Regions from separate parts of the Mus musculus genome. Here all the other regions are linked to region 3. A link is a loop called in an ENCODE intact Hi-C map of the cell type or tissue named here. Cell type or tissue: heart. All regions are shown on one strand.

Region 1 (8,000 bases), 100 kb after region 3:
AACTACTGCACCCAGGAAATCTCAACAATACGGATGCCTAAACAAAACCTGAATGATAACACCAGTTGACATTTCAGCATGAACAGAGTGTGTGTGTGTGTGTGTGTGTGTGTGTAAAACCACTCCTAAGTGAAGAGGTACAGGCAATTTACTGCTGAGAGAGGGAGAGTCCATCTTTCTCAGGGATGAGGCCCCTAACTGATTAGCTAATATCAAGTGGTTAACCCTAGAAACATACATATATTCAGATAATATGAAATGGACTCAGTGGGTTTTTTTTACATATTTATTTTTATGTGTATGTATGTGTGTGTATAACAATAATAATTAAAGAAAAAGAGTCCATGAATTTCAGAGAGTGCCAGGGGGAATATGAATAAAAGTGACTGGGGAGATAATATAACTATATCTTAATTAAAAGTAAACTTAATTTTAAAAGGAGAAAAATCCCCTAGAGACACATTTTTTTTTTACTCTGTGTGTATGTGTGTGTCTGTGTGTGTTCACATGGATACATGTGTGTACACTTGTGGAAGTCAGAGGACAACTTGTAGAAATTGATTCTCTCACTTCTCCACCACGTGGGTTCAAATGAAAAACTCAGGCCATTGGGCATCTTAACCAGCCGAGCCATCTCAATGGTTGGTTCAGTCTAAGAAGAAATTTAAGCCAAGATTTCCACAAAGGAATGAAAGGTTCCTTCACTGAGCCAGCATGGTGGTGCACGCCTTTGATCCCAACATTCAGGAAGCAGAGGCAGAAAGTGGGGTTCCCATGGGGGCTCTGTAAGGACTGGGCAAGATGCTGGGCAGTGGTAATGCTCGCCTTGAATCTCAGCACTTGGGAAGCAGAGACAGGTGGATCTCTGTGAGTTCGAGGCCAGCCTGGTCTACAGGACAGCCAGGGATACACAGAGACCCTGTCTTAAACAAAGCAAATCAAAACAATGACAAAAAAAAAAGATCAAGCAAGAATAAAAGATTTCTGAAAGCATGATGACTAAAAGTAACTCCAAGTAGAACGTGTAATGAATCTAAGGTGTTTTCAGCAAGCCCCCACCACAAATCCCCACTATGTTGTATTGTGTGGCTTCTCTGCAGCCTGGCTTCTAAACACAAAACGTTTAGACTTCACACTGCATGAGCCATCACATCTGTCCTAGCCCAAGGATGGTCCCACCCACAAGGGGACCTCCCTCCTTGATCACCAAATGAGAAAATGCCTTACAGCTGGATCTCATGGAGGCACTTTCCCAACTGAAGCTCCTTTCTCTGTGATATCTCCAGCTGTGTCAAGTTGACACAAAACCAGCCAGTACACAACCATACAACACAACCGAACACAGTCTGAGATCCTTAGCTCAAATTCAAGACTACTGTCTGTTATGGATTGCAGTACACACACACACACACACACACACACACACACACACACACACATTCTGTTATAGAAATGTAGTAGTTTAATTATAATGGCTTCTACCATTGTCATCTCTCATTTAAGTATCAAGTTAACATAACTGCTCTGTGTGATGAATGGATCTTGTCTTTAATCCCAGCACCCGGAAGCAGAAGCAGGAGGCACTCTATGAATTCAAGGTCAACTTAGTCTACATAACTAAGTTCTAAGCCAGTCAGGGCCATATGGTGAGACTATGTCTCAAAAAAGAAACAAACAAAAACCACCTGAAAACGTTAATGTCTTTGGATACTGTGCTATAAGCACATGTATCTTATTAGCATGCAAGTGTGCTTTTACAATTAAAAAATAGTAAAATTGTGTATTAATGCAAACAGACAGACAGATAGACAGACAGACAACATCCCTCATTTGTCCCCCGGCAGCAGGAGAGCGAGCCCAGGGCAGAGCTGCAGCCTCCTGGTGAGTATTTCACAGGGAAGCTGAGATTCGAACACCAGAAGAAAAGAATTTTAGGAAGAGCCAGTGTGAAGCAAAGTTGTTTTTTACTGAGAAAACAATTTTTTGTTTGTTTTGGTTTTTAAGAGGGGCTACAGTAGCCTAGGGTCACTGAAGATAACCTTGAAATCCTGATCTTCCAACCTGGCCTCCTAAAGTCTGGGATCACAGGTGAGGCATATCTGCTTGCTTTCAAGCTCTGGATGTCACCTAACACCCCGTCTCCATAGTAGGCAAACATCTCTTGCTTGCATTGCTAATCAGGTCTCTGAATGATCTGAGATAAGGGCTGGATGAGGTAGTGCCTCTCCCTCAGCAGAGCTTTGTTATCTAAGTTCCCAGGAAGGTGTTTATCAAGGATTTCGGCTTAGGACTTTGGCTATAAAAGTGTGTAGAACCTCTTTAATGATGGGACATGTTATCCACGAAAACTTGAGTCTGTTTCAGGGCAGATGTCACTCATTTACCTCAGAATAAAGTACCTTATTATTTCCTCGAAGGCAGAATTTTATACTTGATCTTAGCCAAAAGTCAGAGACGTGATGGGCAACATTCTTAAGTAGTTGGTGTCTCTCTGCCACATGCAAGACTGTGAAAAACAAAACACATTAGTGATTATTGTAGGATTAAGCTTCTTTCAAGTCTGTTTTGTTGTTGTTGTTTTGCTTCATACACATTTTTGTTTTGTTTTGTTTTTCTGGTTTTCTTTTCTTTTCTCTTCTCTTCTTTTCTTTTCTTTTCTTTTCTTTTCTTTTCTTTTCTTTTCTTTTCTTTTCTTTTCTTTTTTTTGAGGCAGGGCTTCTTTGTATAGCTCTGGCTGTCCTGGAACTCACTTTGTAGACTAGGCTGGCCTCGAACTCAGAAATCTGCCTGCCTCTGCCTTCAAATGCTGGGATCACAGGCGTGCGCCACCACGCCCGGCTCATACACATTTGTAAAATTTTTTATTTATTTACTTTATGTGTATGAGTATACTGTTGCTGTCTTCAGACACACCAGAAGAGGGCATTAGATCCCATTATGTGAGCCACCATGTGGTTGCTGGGATTTGAACTCAGGACCTTTGGAAGAGCAGTCAGTGCTCTTAACTGCTGAGCCATCTCTGCAGCCCATCACATTTGTTACTTGTATATATGTATAACTGTTAGACCTTCCAAATGAATCAACCATTTTATCATACTAATAAGGAAGCTGTTAAATGTTTTAAGGCATGGGGCACAACACCAGGTCCATGTTTCTAGACGGGTATATACAAATACATGCAGGTACCCAAGGAGGTCAGAAGAGGACAAGGAATCCACTGGAGCAGGCATTACAAGCAGCTGTGAGCCACTAGATATAGGTGCTAGGATCTGAACTCTGGTCACCTTTAACAACAGCATTAGGTTGGAAAGATGGCTCAGTAGTTCAAAGTGCTTATTGTTCTTGCAGATGTCTCAAGTTCAAATCCCAGCACCCCACCACCACCACCACCACCACCACCACCACGTGGCATCTAACAATCGTCTGTAACCCCAGTTCCAAGAGGATCTGGTGCCCTCTCCTGGACTCCACAGGCACTGCATGTATTTGGTGCACAAATAGGGTAATAAAAATAATAAAAATTTAAAAATTGCTTACAAAAAAAGAACAACAAAAACTCTTATCAACATTCCAAGATCATATAAATATATTAAATTTTAATTAATAGTATACTTAAAAGAAAAGAAAGACATTTACTTCAGGTGCAAGTCCCTTGGAACTGGAGTTGCAGGTGATCACGTGTCACCAATGGATGCTGGGAATCAAACCTGGGTCCTCTGCAAGAGCAAAAAGAGCCCTTAACCATTGATCCACCTTCCCAGCCCCATGAAGGATGATTTTAAATGAAATTAATAGAGGCAGACATAGTAAATGGTGGATAGTAAAATTATTTCAAATACTGACAGAACGGATGCACCTTGGAGGTAGGGGTACAAGATAGCCTTTCTTTGAATAAGTGATTCAGCCAGCTTATTCATCAGACTTGAGGATCAATTAATTTAATGAGATGAAATATTTAGCAGGGCCTGACAACTCACTCTATAATCCCAAGAACTAGGGAGTCTGAGGCAGGAGAATTGCCCAGTATTAGAAACAAGAGTTAGTTATACACAGAAAACAATCTAAGAATTCAAGCAGATTAAGAAGGTAGTGAGGGGGCTGGAGACGTGACTCAGTCAAGTGCTTGCTTTTCAAGCAGAAAGACCTGGGTTCTAGTACCAGAGTCCATGTTAAAATAAACAAAAAGTCGGGGCAGCCATCTGAAAAGCCAGGACCATGAGATACCTTAAGAATTACCACTTTTATTTTGGATAATGGTCAAAGCCTAAGAAAGTTGCTGTGGGCCTTGTCAATTTTTATCTGAAACGACTCCCTCCTCCTCTTTTTTCTTTTTCTTTCTTTCTTTTTCTTTTTTCTTTTTCTTTTTCTATTCTCTTCTTTCCTCTCTTTCTTTCTTTCTTTCTTTCTTTCTTTCTTTCTTTCTTACCACATAGATGCGTGTTGACTTCCATTGCTGTACATGCTGGGTATCTTGGGCCATGTTCTAATACTATGAAGAGATATTATGACTGAGGCAACTTGGATTAGTTAGATTTCTGTTGCTGTGATAAAGCACCGGGACAAAAAGCAAGTTGGAGAGATGTTGGGGTCCCCTTTCGCACATTGTGTGAAAGTCATCTCTGTATATTCAGTTGTTGATTGCCAAACCAGGTAGAGAGCTGAGTGCTCGCCAGAACTCGGTATTGTTATTCCTGTGGCCCATTACCAGCCTCATAGTTTGTAAACATTCATTCTTCCTTACTTGCTGGCTGGATTTAATAAAAATCTGACAGCCAATAGCTGAGCAGGAAATGGAAGGTGAACTTCCGTATATAGAGAGAGTCTCTGGGAGAAGATATCAGAAGCAGGAGGTCCATGCACCAGGTGCAGAGATGGATGAGTGACTCAGAGCAAGCACAGAGGTAGACCTGGCCACCTGGCAGGACGTAAGCCAGAATTAGTCGGCTTTGGCGTAGCTGGGAGGGAGTGTGAGCTAAAGGCTTAAGCTTTAAGATATATGAGTCTCTGTGTCTTTATTTAAACCTCTGGCCAGTCTGTGAAAGTCACATTACAGGGAAGAAAGTGTTTATTTCACTCACAGTTCCATAAACCAGTTCTGAAGGGACCCAAGTACCGCAGGGTATTCCCCTTTGGACCCCAGATTAGGCACAGACCAGACCCAAACACCAATTTCCAAGCACAAACCAAATGCAAAGCGGTTGCTTCATTAAGCAAGGCTAAGAGACATGGTGTCTGAATCTGAATCAGACAGACACAATTTTTCTTTTTTTGCAGGTGTCAATTTTAAGAGGGAAAAAAGGGGAGGTGTGTGTTGGAATGGGCTAGGAAGTGTGGGACAGTTCTGATTGGATGTGTTAATTAGGTAAGTCAAAATAAGGAATTCTGAATGCCAAACCTTGGGGTTTTGATAGTGGACCTTGGTGATCAGTCTCAGGAATAAATCAGTGGACAGATAAGGGAATAGACTTTGGTGGCTGAAAGAGGTAAAAGCCAGAGCCCATGGGCACCATGTTTGCCACGCTCAGGCCTGCTGGAACCCTTCAAGATCATCATCAAAAACAGTAAGGGCAGGAACTCACATGGGGCAGGAACCTGGAGGCAGGAGCTGATGCAGAGGCCATGGAGGGGTGCTGCTTATTGCATTGCTCCATGGCTTGCTCAGCCTCCTTTCTTATACCCAGGACCATTAGCCCAGGGATGGCACCACCCACACTGGGCTGGGGCTCCACCCCTCCATCCATCCTTAATTAAGAAAATGCCTCACAAGCTTGCCTACCACCTGATCATAGGAAGCTGTTTTCTTAACTGAGGCTTCCTCCTCTCATTGACTTTAGCCAGTATCAAGGTGATATAGAACTATCCAGCATACTCTTATAAAACAAAGCATTTAATTGCGGCTTGCCTACAGTTTCAGAGGTTTAGTCCATTGTTATAGTGGGTAGCGTGGTGGCTCACAGGCAGACATGGTCCTGGAGAAGTAGCTGAAAGCTCTACCTTCAGATACACAGGCAGCAGGAAAAGAAAGTCCCGGGACCTGGCTTGGGCTTCTGAAACCTCAAAGCCCACCCCCAATGACACACTTCCTTCAACAAGGCCACACCCACCCCAACAAGGCCACATCTCCTAATCTTTCTAAGTAATGCCACTCCCTGATAATTTAAACACTCAAATATGGCGACCTATGGGGGAGCCTCTGGGAGCCATTATTATTCAAACCATAACACTGGCCTTACTCAAAAGTCATAATGTGATGGCTATTTTTGGTTGTCAACTTTATTACATTTGGAATTAAAATTGGCTAGAACTCAAGCCACAACAGGCAGCTCACAACTGTTGTAACTCCAATTCTAGGGGATCTGTCACCCTCACATAGACACACATGCAGACAAAAGCCAACACACATAAAATAAAAATAAATAAACCTTTTTTAAAAATCTAAAAAGGAAGTGGAGTCATCTTTATAATCCTGAGAAGCCTGCAATTCCAACACTTTTGAGGCTGAGACAGGAGAATTAGGAGTTAAAGGCTAGCCTGGGCTACCTAGAAAACTCTAGGGAAGCCTGTGTTACATTGAACATTGTCTCTCAAAACAACAGCAACAACAAGTAATGTGATGGTTTGAATACGCTTGGCCCAGAGAGTGGCCAGGAAATATAGCCTCCTTGGAATTGGTGTGGCCCTGTTGGAGGAGGTGTGTCACTGTGGGGTTGGGCTTTGAGATCCATCTCCTAGCTGCATGGAAGATCCTCCTTGAGATCTTTCTCCTGACCACTTTCAGATCAAGACGTAGGATCCTCAGCTCCTTCTCCATTACTCTGTCTGCCTGGACACTGCCACACTTCCTGCCATGATGATAATGGATTGAACCTCTGAACCTGTAAGCCATCCTCAATTAAATGTTGTTCTTTATAAGATTTGCCTTGGTCATGGTGTCTCTTCACAGCAATGGAAACCCTAAAACAGAAATTGATACCAGGAGTGGGGTATTGCTATGATAGGCCTGACCATGCTTTTGTTTGGAAGAATGTGGTTGACTTTGGGTTTGGAAAGCAGTGGAATGTTTTAAGTGGGCCTTTAAGAGCCTAATAAAAGTCCATTGAACTTTTAGTTTGAAATGAACATAATCCAGAAATGGAGGGCATACCTGTGATCCAGATCTTGAGGCTGGAAGATACTGGCTTTTGATTAGGATCTTGATGTGAGATGATACACCCTTTTGATATGAATCTTGAGGAAAAATGACCATGAAAAGTTTATGGTCATAGTGATACACATCTTTAATTCAAGGAGACAGGCAAGGAGATCTCTGAGTTTAAGAAAAGCCTAGTACAGAAAGACTTCCAGGTAAAGAAAAACTTATGTCCATGAGTGGTTGTAACATGCTTTTGATCCCTGAACCCAGGAGTCAGAGGTATGGAGATATCAGAGTTTAAGTTCAATCTGCAGAGCAAGTTCCAGGATAGCCAAGCTTAGGCAGTGAAGGAGTTGGAAAACAGAAAGCTGATGATAATGTAATAGAACAAGGGAGCCATATTTGAGCTCCAGCAAGCAGCAGAACTCAGCAACTTCAGCCAAGTGGCTCTGGCTTTAGAGTAAAGAATAGTAGAGATTACTAGGACAATTGATGCTGGTTATCTGGAGCTAAGAAATTAGTGGTGATTAAGAAGGGACCAGCATCACTGAGGTGAAATCTTCTGGGAAGTATTTTCTGAGAGCACAGTGAAGCTGTGTTCCAAAGATAGACAAGATTGTACCTTGTGCTGCAGCTGGAATTGGTAATGTGTAAGTACCCAGGTGGTACTGGTTTTGAAGGCATGAAGGGGTCATGGAGAGCAGCTGAGGCTTGGCACTATGAGAGGTTAGGAAAGTCCATTGGTGAAGGTACAGCCTCAGTTGCAGTTGATGGCCCAGGACTGAAGGGGTATTGCAAAGAAGTTGAGGCTTGGCACCATAAAGAGAGCCTATGAGAGGTGATTGGTGAAGCCTAGTTGCAGCAGACC
Region 2 (8,000 bases), 67 kb after region 3:
TTAATTCCTAGAACCAATAATGAAAATAATGCTGATTTTATTTTTTTAAAGATTTATTTATTTATTATATTATAAACACACTGTAGCTGTCTTCAGACACTCCAGAAGAGAGCATCCGATCTCATTACAGATGTTTGTGAGCCACCATGTGGTTGCTGGGAATTGAACTCAGGCCCTCTGGAGAGCAGTCAGTGCTCTTAACCGCTGAGCCACCTCTCCAGCCCTGATCATCCATCACTGGGGCCAGAGAGATGGCTCAGCAATGAAGAGAACTAGCTGCTCCAGCAGAGGGCCCGCATCTAAATCACGGCGTTCAGATAAATGCAACTCCAGGGAACCTGATGCTCCTTTCTGATCACCAATGGGCACCTGAGTACACCCTTGTATGCACACACACACACACATACGTACCCACACATGTGTATACACACACATACTAACACACATAAACACAAATAAAATAAATCCTTTTAAGAAGTAAAATAGAAGTATGCCAACCCAAGCATACTGAGACATACCTGCCTGTAATCACAGCACTTGAGAGGCTAATAAAAAAAGATTACAGGTTTAGGAGTGGCCTCCTCTATACTGAATTCCAGGCCAGCTAGACTACACAATCAACACTACACAATCAACCAATTAATCAATAAGCAAACAAAAACCCAAATGGCCACCAACTGATGGAGAAAAAAATGCATCCAATGAAACACTAGTCACCAATAAAAAAGAACCAAGTCCTGGGCATATACTACAACATGATCTTTAATAGGCTGCTGGGAAGGTAAACTATATATATATATATATATATATATATATATATATATAATGTATGCCCATGTATGAAACTGTTAAAAGAATTTAAAATGCTAAGTGAATGCCAGGTGGTGTTGGCACATGCCTTTAATCCCAGCACCTGGGAGGTAGGGGAATCTCTGAGAGTTCAAGGCCAGCCTGGTCTACAGAGTGAGGAGTTCCAGGACAGCCAGGGCTACACAGAGAAACCCTGTCTTGAAAAGCCCCAAAAAAAGAAAAAGAAAAAAAGCTAAGTGAAAAAACAAAATCCTGTTAAACAGCCTTGATAGTGCAAGGTTCCTCCAGTATGGAATGTTCACAATAGGAAAAATCTATATACATAGAGTGGGTTGATGGTTGCCTTAGAGATCTGTTTAAGACTAGATGATTTCTATCACCCTGCCTGGCTGCAATCTCAAAGCCTGTATGATTTGCAAATGTTGAATTAAATACAATAGGTTGTGTATAATTCCTGTTTGAGGCCAGCCTGAGCTACATAGTGAGTTCCAAGCCAGCCAGAGTTACGGTGAGATCCTGCCTAAAAACCAACCAAACAAAAACTAGAATACAAGCTTAGCCTGATTATTCAAGTGGCCTTGAAATGTTAAAATATTGATAGCTACACCCCATAAACAATTCAGCAGAACTATTTTCAGACTTCCTGTTAGCGTGTGTCCTGAATAACTAAAGAGCAGAACCAACTCACTCTCTCTCTCTCACTCTCTCTCCCTCTCCTTTGCCCCCTCCCGCAGTGTTAGCAGCAGCCCATCAGAGAAGAGACAGTAGAAAGTCCCCCATCAGTAAGACAAACAGCAGCACACAGTCACAGTAAACAGCATGCCGAACACATTGACAATCTCACTTTCTGGAATAATTAGATCAGATGGGAATTTTTAGATATTTTTTTTCCACCCCAAACAGGCAACACTGTTTTTACAATCCAAATGTGACCATGTATCACCAGGGGTTAAATAAGAAAAGAACTTTCTATCTTAGTCTCCCCTCCTAATTCCGTCATTCTTCCTGGGTCCATGCCTGATTTCTGTTACTGTAAAACAGATGAATTGCACAGTAGAGAGGGCCTGGGATGATACTGGCAACATTTACCCATACTGAAACTCAACGTGGGTTAAGTAAGCCTATAATGGAGTTTTACAGCACAGTTGGCATTTCTCAATCTTGTGCAATAAAAGGGAGTTAAAAAAAAAGATAATGAGTTTTCCTAGATTCTCCAAAACCGATGCACTTTATTCTTAAGAGTCTGGTCCGAAAGACTAACAAATCATACAATTTAAGACAGATAAAGCAAGACCAGTAGACAAATATATTTTGCTTCTGTGTGAAAGATAATTAAATTGTAAACTCAAGTATCACTTGCAAACAAACCCTAGGAAGCTCAAATTAGGGAAGCCCCAAAACGCAGGCAAATTAAAAAAATGACTACCATTAAAAACTCTTGATGGACAAATTGCCCCCGATGTCAAACGCCATTATAACCAATCCAGCTCCTCGGAAGGCAAAGCCTATAACTGCAGGGTTACAGTTACCGCCATAGTAACAGTGTAGCAACTAACAACTGGTTCTCCAGACCAGAGACAGAAGTGAAGTGTCTTAACAGACCTGCAGTCAATCCTTTACGACGAACTCATCTAGATTCTGTTCCTTTACCTTTCGGCTTTTTTTCTTAACTGTCATTACTTTAGTGCTTGGAATGTGCCTGTGCCGAAATTATACTACTGTTTTGAAAACACTCTTTAATTTTACATTGTAAACACCATGTATTGCAGTGAAACCGGGTCTCAGTTACCAAGTGTTTCATTTTAAGTACACTGAATCACCACTGTGCATCAGACGAACTAAGTTTAAAAACTCAGTCTAAGCTCAAGGATTCAATGCACGAAAAGTGTTTCCTTGGGGGGTGGGGGTCTAAGAAACTATACCCAACTGTATTAAAATACAGTTTAGTGTTTAAGAACCGTCATCAGTTAATTTTCTAGAACTCTGACAGGACCTGCGTGGGTACTGTGAGAACCTGTGGGTTGGGGTTTTGGACGGGAAGAGGCAAATTTTTAAAAAAAGGGGAAAAAGAAAGTTCAGAAAGCACTGGAAACTCGACCGTGGAGCTGAGGGGCACAGCGTACCTGCCAGCGGCCATAGGTGAGCAGGAACATGGCGATGGGGATGGCGGTGCCTGACATGGCATGCGTGGAGGGCATGCTGTATTCCGAGTTGTAGAAGACCTCCAGCTTGATGACAGGCGGCGAGGCCGGCCGTGGCCAGCGGATGATGTCCTTGGTGCACTGGCCCAGGTACATGACCAGCACCCAGATGATCACCAGCCTCCGGCCCACAAAGGGGTCGAGATTCCAGATCCAGAAGGGGAAGAATAAGATGTAGAAGAGCTCGTTGCCCAGTTCCGTGCCTAAGCAGAACAGGTAGTAGAGCGGCAAGTTGCTCACTTTGACCAGCTCGCCCTCCTCGCCCGTCAACGAGTTGCGGCGCTGCGAGCCCGCGCGGCGGGGCCCGGTCGGGCCCGGCTCGGCCGCCAGCCCGTTGCGCACGCCGTTCGGGGCACCGCAGCAGTCCGCCTTGGCGGGGCTGTCCTCAGCGCCCGGCTGCCGTCCCCGTCGCCGGGGTTCTCCCGGGGCTCCGCGAACCTCGGTCTCTGCATCCTCGTCCGCCGCCGGGCTGCTGAGCGGCACCTCCACCCCACACAGACGCTGGAAGCTCGCCACCCGCTGCGGCTCCTGCAGACGGCTGGCCAGCAGAGCCAGCCGCTGCCCCAGGGACATGGTCGCGGGCCACTCGGGAATTGATCCGGCCACGCGCTCCTCGCCAGCCACAGCCGCCACGGTGCCTAGCTCGACTCGCTCGAGGCTGCCGGCGACCGCGCCAACAGGCCGCAGCGGCCGCCGCGCGCGCCCTGCGCCCCGCGCGCCCCTCCCCTGGCGCGCTCACGGAGGCCCGCGCCGCGCGCGCAGCCCGGAGCTGTCGCCGAAGCCCCGCCTCCCGGTGCTCCTGGTTGCTGTGCGAAGAACAGTGCGGGTCTAGGCAGGGCTGGTGACCCAGGAGCTGCCCGCGGCTTTTATTAGCCTGGAATCAATTGGGGCGTGATGAATGGAGGCAAAGTAACCGCCGCGAAACCGGAATCGTCCGACTCACGCCATTAATTAGCAACTAATTTCAGAGCTGTCTCGGATGGTTGATGTCCGGAAAGCCACGTGCCAATTGACCAGCGGTGGCAAGATTAGAAAACCGTAGATAATCCAGGACAGAGCCTGGGTATGTGATCGCTGACACAGCTGTGGTCTGCAAAGGAAAAGCCAGTCACCTACCAAGTAAAATCTGACTGTCACTCATCACATACGTCTCTTAAGCGAATTTAGGTGTAAAATTTCCTTAATAAATTCTAGCACTTAGCAAGATTGCTCAGAACACATAGTTAGTGGGAGAATGTAGCGTGGAGAATTCTGAGGGTATTTTTTGTTTTGTCTTTTATCGTTTTCTTTTTGTGAGTTTCGGGTTTGTTTTTTTGTTTGTTTGTTTTTTTGTTTTTGTTTTTGTTTTGTTGTTGTTGTTTGTTTTGTTTTGTTTTTGTTTTTGAACCAGGGTATATCATTTAGCCGAGATTGGCCTCAGCCTTGCTATGTAGTTAAGGCTAGCCCTGAACTGTTGATCCTTCTGGTGAAGCCCCCCAAGACTCGGGGTTACTGGGGCACCATGCCAGGTTTGAACTTGGAATCTGATAGGCTGAACTAGAATCTTAACAGGATTGTCTTGCAAGTCACAAACTTGACTTTAACTTCTAGATGGATCCGATTTTATTAAAAGATTTCAAAGTTTTAATTCCAGGAAGTTATTTTCAGTCAAGGCAAACGAATGTCTATAATTAAAGACTGAACTACTTCCAAGAAAGAGGCTGGAAAATGCTCCATGCTGGTAAGCCATGAGAAATAGTTTCATTTCCCAAGAAAGATTGCTTCCCAGCTCCTCCTATTCCACTTGCTGCAGTCATAAAGAGGATTGCCTCGAGTCCCTGGCCCTGGAATTGCTGAGGTTGGAAAGGTTGAGGGAGCACAGACGAATCCCAGCGCTTGGAGGCTGACATGGGAAGATTTGGAGTTTGAGGACAGCTGGGGCTTCATAACAAGATACTGTATCAAAATAAGTAAAAGCGTTTACAGCCTAGGAAAGCAGACAAGCATGAGAAAAGGAATACTGGGCCTGAAGAATGGTATACAAAGTAACCATGGTTTGCTATGGGTGTCTCTTCTTAGCCAGCAAGCAGGAAGCTCTGAGTTTGGGCCCAGCAGAACATACACAGAGTAGTGTTATTAGTTGATGTTTCTGAATAATAAAGACCATTATTAGCATTTGGCAAAAATAATCTATAATAAAACATGCTATGCTGGCCAGAAACTTGCTGTGGAGACCAAGTCTGATTTTCAAGTACTGAGCTAACAGGTGTTTGCTACAACTGAGTATTTTGTTTGTCTTGAAACCCCAGACCACCAAATTGTAGGGTTACAGGATGGACATCACACATAATTTTTTATATGTCCCCTCCACCCCTAGGGTCTAACTATGTAACCTGGATACCCTGGAATTTAGCTATATAAACAAGACTGATCCCGAACTTGTAGCATCCTCTCGCCTCTGCCTCAGAAACACTACCCTCTATTTCTATATCCTTAGCACCCAACACAAATATTGAATAATTGAAGGAATAAAAATGAATGTATGAACTTAAAAAAAAAATCCATGCCTCCAAACTGGGTATGGTTTTGCTTGCCTGTAATTCCAGCACTTGGGAAGTTGAAGCAGGAGGGGCTAAAGTATTTTCAAAAAATAAAATGTGGGGAAAGTGGCCATTTCAAAGTTACTCTCCTTATAGAGTGGAGATAGAGTCAGGTTGAGTTTTATGGCACAGACCTTTAGCAAGGAGTGTCTGTTTTTGGTTAGTTCTTTTTTGTTTGTTTTTGTTTTGAGCCTAGTGCAAGAGCCTTGTCTAAAATAAAGGTCTTCTGTGACTTCTGTAACTTTTATTTAACATCTTACTTGTATATTCTTTTTCTGTATCTCAAACCCAGTTCTCCTAATTTCTGTCTGAATTTCTGTCACAAATCCTACTGGCTCTCTATCAGGAACAAGCACTTTTTGTAGTTACTCTTCTGACCCTGTGCCTTCCACCTCCAGTAGAGCCTTTGAACAAAGGCCACTCTTGTCATTAGGTCTTGTATACATTGTGAAAACTCTGTGCTCTGTAGCCTCTGCTGGAAGGAAAAGAAAAACACTTCCAGAAATCTGGTGAAATTTCAATGGAAATTGGGAATGTCTGTGTACTCCATTTAGAAGGAATTTAACCCCATAAATGCACACTCTGATGGCTGATAAGAGGGTTCAGAGCAGCAAGGGCCTGCCACCAAACCTGAGGACCTGAGTTCCACCTCAAGGAGGAGAGAACTGACTTCTACAGCTTTGTCCTCTAACCTATGCGAACAGATTAAATATTATTTAAATAGTTTTCATTGACAATCTTTAAATTGTTGTGATCTAAAGAATGGCAGTGGGGCTTTAAAACAGCCGGAGTTCACCAGAGAGAGGAGTAATGTGAAATCTCACTGTAAGGAGACCTAAATGTTCTGCTAAGGAATTATAAATTACATTTCTTTGTTAGAGACAGGGTTTCTCTATGTAGCCCTGGCTGTCTGGAACTTACTTTGCAATAGACCAGGTAAGCCTTGAACTCAGAGATCTGTCTGGCTCTGCCTCCCCAGTACTGGGATTAAGGGCATGTGCTACTACAACACTGGGGTAAGCATAATACTTAATTTCTAGGTGTTGGAAACAAATGTTCCTGGTGTCACACAACACACAGCGAGTGCGTGTGTGAGCACACACACACGGAAACTTAGAGGCAGGAAGTTCACTTGGTTTTGTTCTTGGTTTTTGTTTTGTTTTGTTTTGTTTTGTTTTTAAACAGGGTCTTACTGGCCTGGAACTCACTATGTAGCTGCTCTAAACTCAAGAGATAGCCCAACCCTCCCCAGTGCTGGGGTTAAAGGCTTGCTCCAGCAAACACAGCTTTCACGTGGTTTTGTTGTTTTGTTTTTTGTTTGTTTGTTTGTTTTTATTTCAAGGAAGGTGGTGATATTTCCCCGTTGGCTGGGGTCTGACCCCACAGTCTTTCAAGACTGGCTAGTTTTAAAAGAATCTGGATAAAGGAAGTAAAAAAAGGGGGAGAAGGGTTCAGCTGCCCAAGGCCATCACCCTTTGTGTAAACAATTGTTTTACTAGGTGGGGGAGATCAAAAGATTGTTGAGGTCTTATCATTGGAAATCTTTTAATTTAAAAAGAAAATGTTGCCGGGCGTGGTGGCGCACACCCTTAATCCCAGAACTCGGGAGGCAGAGGCAGGCGGATTTCTGAGTTTGAGGCCAGCCTGGTCTACAAATTGAGTTCCAGGACAGCCAGGGCTACACAGAGAAACCCTGTCTCAAAACTCCCCCCGCCCTCCAAATAAATAACTAGAAAGAAAAAGAAAACGTTGAGAATGTAAAGGGTATTGTTTCCAGCTGTCTGAGCAGCCCTTTCAGTGTCCTGGAAGGAAACTCAATTCCTCAGCAAGAAAGGCTGTCACTCTTAACCCCTGAGCCATCTCTCTAGCCTATCATTATTGCTGCTTATGTGTGTGTGTGTGGGGGGGGGTGTGGGGATGGGTGGGTGCTCATGCTATGGCATCAGTGAGGAAGTGAGAGGATAATTTTGTGGAGTATGTTCTTCTCTTCCACATTATGTGGGTCCTGGGGATTATCTAGTGGGTTTCTTAGACTGGTATCCGAGGGCTGCAGGAGCTGTTACCAGCTAAGCCACTTCACCAGTGCTATTGAAACAATAGAAAGTGGTAGAGAGGGAATGGGAATTGTCTGCTAGGTACTGAGAGTGCCTTGTTTGCTTTTTCACTCCTGCTGGATAAGCAGAACAAACTTCTAGGCAGGACTGTAAGATTGAAGCATTCATAAGGCATGACACTATAGCTAAAAGCCCTTCCTTGGAATACATCCGAGCTCCACATTTTTCTCTGTCTCATCTTGAAGTGCTGGCTTCTAACTCAGACCTAGCACATGCCAAGGAAGTGTTCCACTAGTGTGATAAATCTCCAAGCCCCTGACAGGCATTCATGAACTATAAATTTCAGAAGCCTCCAT
Region 3 (8,000 bases):
AAGAGCACTGGCTGCTCTTTCCAGTAGGTCCTGAGTTCAATTTCCAGCAACCACATGGTGGCTCACAACCATCTGTAATGGGATCTGATGTCTTCTTCTGGTGTGTCTGAAGACAGCAACAGTGCGCTCATATACATAATAAATTAATAACAAAAAGGTAATGACTTTGAGTGAGGATAGGGTAAACTCTGAGGTCATTAGAGCTGCTGGGTTTTGCACAGAACAGAAAAGGAACCCAGTTCTCCATAAAGCCTACCAAATATCTCGGAAGCAACAGGACTCCGAGATTTGAAGGGGTTGGGTTTTGTTATTGTTGTCTTGACACTGGGTCTCATGTAGCTCAGGCTGCCCTCAAACTCACCATGTAGCTAAGGCTAGACTTTGGATTCTGTCTACAACTTCTAGTTTCCCTCCTACCCTCAAACTTGGCCTTCTCCATGCAATACACTGTTGCTCCCAAGTGATTTGGCTGTCTGAAAGGCTGGTTTCCTTATCATAAATTCCCATCACCTAAGATCATGCTACGGAAAGTGAGGGATAGGTACAAACCTATGACTACAGTAAACTGGGAAAGAAGCCTCAGAATAGCAAACTCTCCCAAGAACACTAGTGTTATGATCTCATAAATAATTCAAAATGGCATCGATCAAAACCATCATGAACTGCAAGTCACATGAATTCTTAAGATGACACCTTTCTGAGTGATTAATTCTAATTTTACAGCAAAGGATTATTCAGTTACCTCTGAAGTTTGAGAGATGTTCAGGTCTTTCATAGCAGTTTGAAGGTCTACCTTACCAGTTACCTTACGTAAGCTTTTTCCTCTTAAAGTCCCCACTACAGATGCTGCTATGCCACAGGGTATTTTTACCCTTCAGAGTCTTTGCGGAGGGCTGAGTAATGACTCCCAAAGACACATAAGTCCTACCTAATCCCTAGAACACATCAGGACTTCTCGTTCTGACAAAAAAAAAAAAAAAAAAAAAAAAGGCTTCACATTTCTAACTAAGCATAATGGAAAAAATAAAATGGACTATCTGGGAAGGCTCTACATATCACAAGTTTCCTCAGAGGGGAGGGAGGCAGGGAGTGGAGACCTGGCTGGAGGAGGAGGAGGCAGATGGTAGTGGAAGCAGCCATTACTGACTGCTACAAGAGGAAGGTGCTACAAGCAGGGTTCATCTGTAATCCCAGCACCTGGAAACTTAATAGAGAAAGGTTACCATGCATTCAAGGCCAGCAGGGGCTAGAGCGGGAAACCATCTCTAAGAGGTAAAAAGAGCCACAGCCTAACCAATATAGAAGCTCAAAAAGGCTAGAAAACACAGCTTCCCCAAGAGCACCAAGAAGTTCAGGAGGCCTTTGATACCTTGACATTAGCCCAGTCACAAATTTTAGTTGAAAGATGATACATTCGTGTTGCTCATTTACCTATGTGCGCATGTCTGCAAGTGCCTGTGTGCTGGTGCCTGCAGAGGCCAGAAGCAGCTCCAGCTCCTCTGGAGCTGAAATGAATGAGCCTTGTGAGCTGCTCACTGTGGATGCTGGAGATGGAGCCTGGGTCCTCTGCAAGAGCAGGGAGCTTTTACAGGTCAGGAGACAGCCCAGGTCTCTCTCTGTAGCCTTGGCTGTTCCAGAACTCACTAGGTAGAACTCACTGGCCTTGAACTCAAGAGATCTGCCAGCCTCTGCCTCCAGCATGCTGGGATTAAAGGCATAGACCACCATACCCTGTACAGAAACCATTCCTAGTCCCTGAGCCATCTCTTCAGTGCCACATGCATTCAGTCGTAAGTCACTACATCTGTAGTAATTTGTTATAGCAGCCATCTGAATCTGAGACTAATAAACCCTTTCAAAACTTTAGTAATATTCAGCTATGATGGCTTATAATCCTAGCATTTGTGAAGCTGAGGCACTGGTTTTGAGGCCAACCTAAGGTAAATGGTGAATTCAGGACAGCCTGGGGTATTGTGCAAGAGCCTGTTTCAAAAACAACAGGGCCAGTGGGAGTGCTCATCTGACCTAAAATTGATTCCCTGGACCTACAAGGGGGAAGTAAAGAGCAAATTCCAAGTTGTCCTCTGACCTCCACAGTTGCAGTGCCATGTCTGTCTGTCTCTGTCTCTGTCTCTGTCTCTCTCTCTCTCTCTCTCTCACACACACACACACACACACACACACAATGTAATAAAATATTCAAAGACAGAAAGCTTAGCAGTGAACTGTATATATTCCAACTAATACATTTGAGCTTGAGTCCAGACTAAAGTACAATGAGACTGTGAGGTTTTCTTCTTTTCTCCACTTGATTGTCTTTTGTTTTAGAGAGACCACTGAAAATGTAGAAATGTAGGGTTTCTGTTTTGTTTGTTCTTTTAGCATAAGAGTGGGAAAGAAAAAAAAAAAAAACCATAACAACAAAAAGCTAACCCCAGCACTCGGGAGGCAGAGGCAGGTGGATTTCTGAGTTCAAGGCCACCCTGGTCTACAAAGTGAGTTCCAGGACAGCCAGGGCTATACAGAGATACCCTGTCTCAAAAAACAAAACAAAAAAACAACAAAAAGCAATGTCTTAAGCTGGATGTGAGACACTGGCCTTTAACCCCAACATGCAGGAGGCAGAGGCAGGTGGATCTGTGAGTTCAAAGCTAGCCTAAATTCTAGGTCAGCCAAAGCTACATAGGTTGAAGCCCTGCCTCAAAAACAACAAGAAAGATACACACATACACACACACAAAACACACAATGTTTTCAGTTCTATTTATAATAAATAGAAGGTGCAGTTCGGTTGATGTGAAAGCCTATAATTCCAGCACTTGAGAGAACACCAAGTTCTCTAAGTTTAAGGCTAGCCTAGTTTACAAAGTGAGCTCTAGGACCACCAGAACCTCACAGAAACCCTGACTCCAAAACCCCAAACCAACCAACCAACCCAAACCAACCAACCCTGAAAGTTGCAGAAAACAGTCAAGATTTTAAACAAAGGTGGACACGAAAGAAACCTCAACAGTCACAGGGGCTGACTTACTTTTGCCCTGTTCTATAAAATCTAAGGTAAAAAGACGAGCTAGACACTTCTCACTTCTGCTCTCTAGATAGTACTGTCCTGACCCCAAGATAGGCGGGTAAGTAGTCAACACAGAGGTATCTCACACTTACATTGTTAACTAGGCTGCATGATTTTGTGGTCTTTAAACAAGAAGCAGAAACAGGTATGGTTGATACCAATAACATAGACTATAAGTCCACATCTTCACTGAATTATCACAACACTGAGAAGCAATTTGGCACGGACCATGCACTTTTTAACAACCTGATGATTGCAAAGCAAAGTTAGGAAGTAGACCTTTAGACTGATGCCTTCCTACCAGTTCATCTTACTTGGATAATAACCAATTAACTGGTTTCCTGGTACACTGTTTAGGATTTTAAAATAATTTCTTTTTTCTTTCCTTTTCTTTTTTTGTTTTTTCAAGACAGGGTTTCTCTGTGTAGCCCTGGCTGTTCTGGAACTCACTCTGTAGACCAGGCTGGCCTCGAACTCAGAAATCCGCCTGCCTCTGCCTCCCAAGTGCTGGGATCAAAGGCGTGTGCCACCACTGCCCGGCTTTAAAACAATTTCAAGTTAGGAAAGAAAACAGGAGCGTTTTACTAGTTGTACTATCTTTAATTTTACATTTGTGGAAGCTGAATTCCCTCAATTTAAGTTGTCAGAGTTAGCCTAAATGAGACATTTCACAAAAATAAGATGCTGCCAGCACTGCCTCTTGGGTGGTTTTCGTTGTGAATTAGGTTTGTGTGTGTGTGTGTGTGTGTGCATGACAAAGTTTTCCCAAGAAGCACTGGTTAGCTGGAAACTCAAAGAGATCCTCTTGCCTCTACCTCCCTCCCAGTCAGTACTGGGATCCCCGGTGTGCTTCACCACACCCGACCAGCACCTAGCTCGGTGGACAGCTGTGTGGCCTAGATGACACCACACACGTAAGGAACTTAGCCTAGTAGCCTGCATCACAGCACATACTGTACGACTTGGCTCCGCGTACCAAATGAAAAAATCTGCTTTTTGATGTGGAAAAAGGCCGGAGCCAGGAGGTGGGTGTGGGATGAGTGAGAGGAAGGGCAGGCAAGAGCGAGCAGGGACCTACCCACCCTTCCTCGAAACTGAAGCAGAGACCTTCGGGTGGCATGGACCCCACATCCTGGCATACAGAGACCCACGCGGTCCCTGCGCATGCACGTGCTCCCTCTCACACCACCCGCTCCCCTTCTGCGCTCCCCGCCCAGGGCTCTCCACGCGCGTGCCACCCAGTGGCCGCCGGTCGAGAGAGCTGCCCGCCCTGCCCAGCAGAAAGTACCTCCGCAGCAAACCCCACACTGGAGCTGGAGAAAACGCACGCTCTGCCCACGGCCGGCTGGAACTCCGCCCTCCGGCTCTGATTGGGTAAAAATATAGAGGAAGCTGAAGCGGATTGGTCCATAGCACAGAGGCCGGACCATAACCAGCGGGCTCTTCTGAAGCGGGAGCCGCGCGCCTTTGCTTGCTACCTTCCGATTGGACGAGGGCAGAAGGTCTGCGCATGCGTAACTCGGTCTACGGACCACGCCATACAACACCTCCCTCTAGGTCAGGTTAACGGAAGTCCCTGGGACCCAGCTTCCTGGACGTGTGGCCAATAAAAGGCAAGATCGTCACCGATTCCGCCTTTTCATGCGGATGTGGCTTTGCAGTTTCTTCCAGCACTTCTTCCGCTTCCTCGGACTCGGGTGTAAAGTTATTTCGCGGACCAGAGGAGTGGGGCTGAGGCAGGATTTCGTGGATCTGAAATAACCACACGTGATCACAAAGCCTAGCTATACAGGCGGGTTTGAACGAGCAGTATCCGGCCTTCACTCCAGCATGGCTATGACTCAAGGTTGACAGGAGCGCAATTACAAAATCTGGAGGTAGTTTTGCCTCGGCCCCAGGTAACTCTGGGAATTGAAGTCCATAATGGTCAGGTCCTGTCTCATCTGTCCTATTTTGATGTTGCTTTTAAACTTTAGTTTGATACAGGGCTGATGTTCCAACTGTAGTGGAGACATGACATCTGGCCCTACCAATAGGGGAATGAGCTCTGTCCTTGAACACCAAGAAGCCCTGAATCTAGTTTAGGTGGACTCTACCCTCTTTTCATTATAGATGAATACCTGTGGTATAACAACCATGAGACCGCGTTTTCCAGTGTAAACAATTCAGAAAATACGTACTTGGTTAAGCGATAATGCAAACAAGCCAGATTGTCCCTGGAAATACATTCGGCTGGGACTCGTGAAATTAACGTGCTGTGTATACCCACAGGAATCTGAATAAGGGGAACTAACTAGGGGATATATCTTGGTGCTGTTAAAAGGTATCCTTCCCCTGGAAATCCCCCCAAGGTGAGTTTAGGTTGGTCCCATTTACAGCTAGTAGAGTTGGAGATAGAGATTATTGTTTGATTAGTTGCAGTTTCTAATTAATATCGGTCTTGGTGTCATGGCATAGCCAGGAGTCCTGACCTACAGTGGGTTAAGAATGGTTAGGGAACTGACATACTCTTTTCATATCCTGAACACTGAGATGCTGGCTTCCACTGCCTTCTGGACCTTTATCTATGAAGTTACTAAAGGGAATTCCTGGGGGAAATTGGAGTTGGGAGCTTGCCATCCTAGGGGGCTTGTAACCTGACCCCCCGGGGTTTTGGTCTTTGCCATGCCCTGATCTTTATATCACAGGTAGTGATGGTTCTTATTTTAGGACTATGAAGGGATCCGTGTAACCCGGAGAGGACTCAGTTTTGCTATCCAACCAAGAACAATGGCTTTCGGGGAAGGGGCATCAACTGCAGCCATAGTGCTGGACCCAGGGATGCGCTTCTCCCCAGGAGCAAGTGAGCCATGCCCCAGTAGTCTCTGGTTGTAGCACTTTACAGAAATCTACCTGGAAGGTAGTTTGGGTTTCAGTGGATAGATTGGTTAAGAGCTCCCTGGTTCTGGTTTTTTACATTTTTATACCCAGTGCCCTGACGTATGGGGACTTGGGAGCCTTTCCAAAAGGAGAGAAAAAGACAAAATAGGACAACTATGATTCTAGGGCCCTTGTCAGTCTTTAGGGGTTTGGAGGACCTAGTGACAACTCATTTGTCATTATTTTCTGTAGCCTCCTTCAGCTGGATATGGTGCATTCATGGGGTGACCTTCATTGCTGTTCCAGTCCAGATCCTCTTTACCCATATGAGGTCACCAGGCTGGAACTTGCAGGCAGGCTCAGACAGGAGACAAAGATACAGCCTCTCCAATGATCTGATGAGTCTTGCAGGGCCTGTAAGGACTTGAGAAGGCAATGGTTAGTAATTTCTGACTGGTGCATCTGGCCCTCGGGAGGGCAAAATGTAGAAAGCTGGCCCAATTTTTTGCCATTATTAAAGCCGTATTTTAAGAGTTTTGTTTTTATTCTTTTTATCCTGTCCTGAGCTTTGTGGCCTGTCTAATTAGTGTGTAACGCTTTTCCCAGATTTGGGAATATTTTGACTATGAGGGCCAGACCGTGTCAGACCCCAGAATATGGGCAATCCAAGCCTATGGACCAACTCCTGGAGAAGCTTTTGTGGTAATTGATGCAGCCTCTGCTGGTTGGGGTAGAAATCTCCTCAACCCAAGAAGCTAGGATGTTCTTGTAGACCCAAAGGCAATAGGTTTTATTTCTATTTTATTTCAGTAAAGTTCAGTTCCCAGTCCTCTCTGAGGGTGTTCCTGGGCCTGGATCCCAGCCAGGGCTTCTCTTCCTCCTTTGGGCTTTGCCTGTGCTCAGATGACACACCTGGAAGTCTTTGACAAGACTCTAGGTGGCGCATGTAGTATCCAGGCCCGAGGAGCTCAGCAGTTTTTATGACCCTAAGATTCATGGCTTTGGTTGAGCTCCATTACCAGCTGTCTTCTAAGAGCTGTTGGAAGGACTGGCCTTCTGTCTGGCAGCATCCATCAAAGCTCATTAAGCTTATGATTTTCTTTGGCACTCTCTCAGTTGGCCCAGACAATCTCCTCTGATGTCTAGTTGGAACATTGAAGTAGATTCAGTCAACATCACCAAAATCTGAAGACAAGTCTAGGCCTGCCTCCGGGGTGACCAAGTCTACCACCCTGTTACCCTATGTTTTGGGAGGAACTTCACCTTTGCTGACCATTGGCCATTGTCTTAGGTAGCCTGAGGACTTCCAACAATGTCAGAATCTCCCTTGATATTTGATTCCCTTGTTGGAGGTGAGGAGCCCTCTTTTTCAGTACAAGGCCCTAAGTATGTGGGCTATGGAAAAGCCTTACCAGATAGTGGTGACCTTGTTTTTTCCCCAATGGAGCACCTGAATTAGTGCTATGAGTTTGGTTTGTTGAGCTGGGGTCCCTTGGTTAAGAGATTACACCCAGATAGTCTTATCCTGGGTTACCACTGCAGCCCCAGTATACCTAATTTCATTCTGGACAAATCTGCTCCCATCAAGCTGGGTGGCAGTGGCACATGTAATCCCAGCACTTAGGAAGCAGAGGCAAAAGGATCTCTGAGTTTGAGGCCAGCGTGGTCTACAGAGTGAGTTCTGGGACAGCCAGGGGCTACACAGAGAAACCCTGTCTCAAAACTGTTCCCATCAGTATACATTACCTCGTCTGCCTCCTGCAATGGAGCATTGGTCAGGTCAGGTCCAACGGATTGAATCAGGTCCATTCTGCAGACTCATCATCCGGTAACAGGCTAGCAGGGTTGAGGACTGATGTTATACAGAACCAGATATGTGGACTGGTCCTGTAGCAGTGTTGGGTAATGGTTACTTGGGTGACATTTATCTTTCTGGAGTGCCTCATAGGAGGACCTCAAACAAATGTGGGGCAGTCAGGAACAGTTCCTTCCCCAGAGTCAGCTTGTCAGCCTTCTTCAGTAGAAGAGCAGTGTCAGCAGTGACTACTTGTATACAAGTGGCCAGCAGCAG

What was found. A loop is a pair of places that touch in the nucleus more often than their neighbours do. Peaks named below come from ENCODE experiments on the same cell type or tissue, not always from the same donor. Only the 100,000 strongest peaks of a DNase experiment are listed, where the experiment ranks them.
Region 1: it touches region 3 in a loop (3.0-fold over the local background); 23 of 42 quality-filtered maps call a loop at or near these places.
Region 2: a loop joins it to region 3, with 4 times the contacts of the local background. A loop is called at or near these places in 14 of 42 quality-filtered maps.

Annotation. Positions count from the first base shown.
Region 1 is chr12:75,769,406-75,777,405 of GRCm38, forward strand. Gm40447 reads right to left here. Exons shown (of 7, transcript XM_011244246.1): 3 at 2,400-2,506. Among named protein-coding and RNA genes, the nearest start is that of Sgpp1, 38 kb to the left of the region's middle. In heart, a CTCF peak has its summit at 3,494 (motif pointing left); a DNase peak (open chromatin) is centred at 3,436.
Region 2 is chr12:75,731,980-75,739,979 of GRCm38, forward strand. It overlaps Sgpp1 (sphingosine-1-phosphate phosphatase 1), which reads right to left and starts at 3,750. Exons shown (of 3, transcript NM_030750.3): 1 at 2,934-3,750. The coding sequence starts at 3,584. In heart, no CTCF peak of the experiment used is centred here; DNase peaks (open chromatin) are centred at 1,532, 3,052 and 3,792; H3K4me3 peaks cover 3,237 bases; H3K27ac peaks cover 1,692 bases.
Region 3 is chr12:75,665,114-75,673,113 of GRCm38, forward strand. It overlaps Wdr89 (WD repeat domain 89), which reads right to left and starts at 4,424. Exons shown (of 2, transcript NM_028203.1): 1 at 4,359-4,424. Gm34717 (a long non-coding RNA gene) reads left to right here and starts at 4,612. Exons shown (of 3, transcript XR_381697.2): 1 at 4,612-4,968. In heart, a CTCF peak has its summit at 4,328 (motif pointing left); a DNase peak (open chromatin) is centred at 4,558; H3K4me3 peaks cover 2,535 bases; H3K27ac peaks cover 1,860 bases.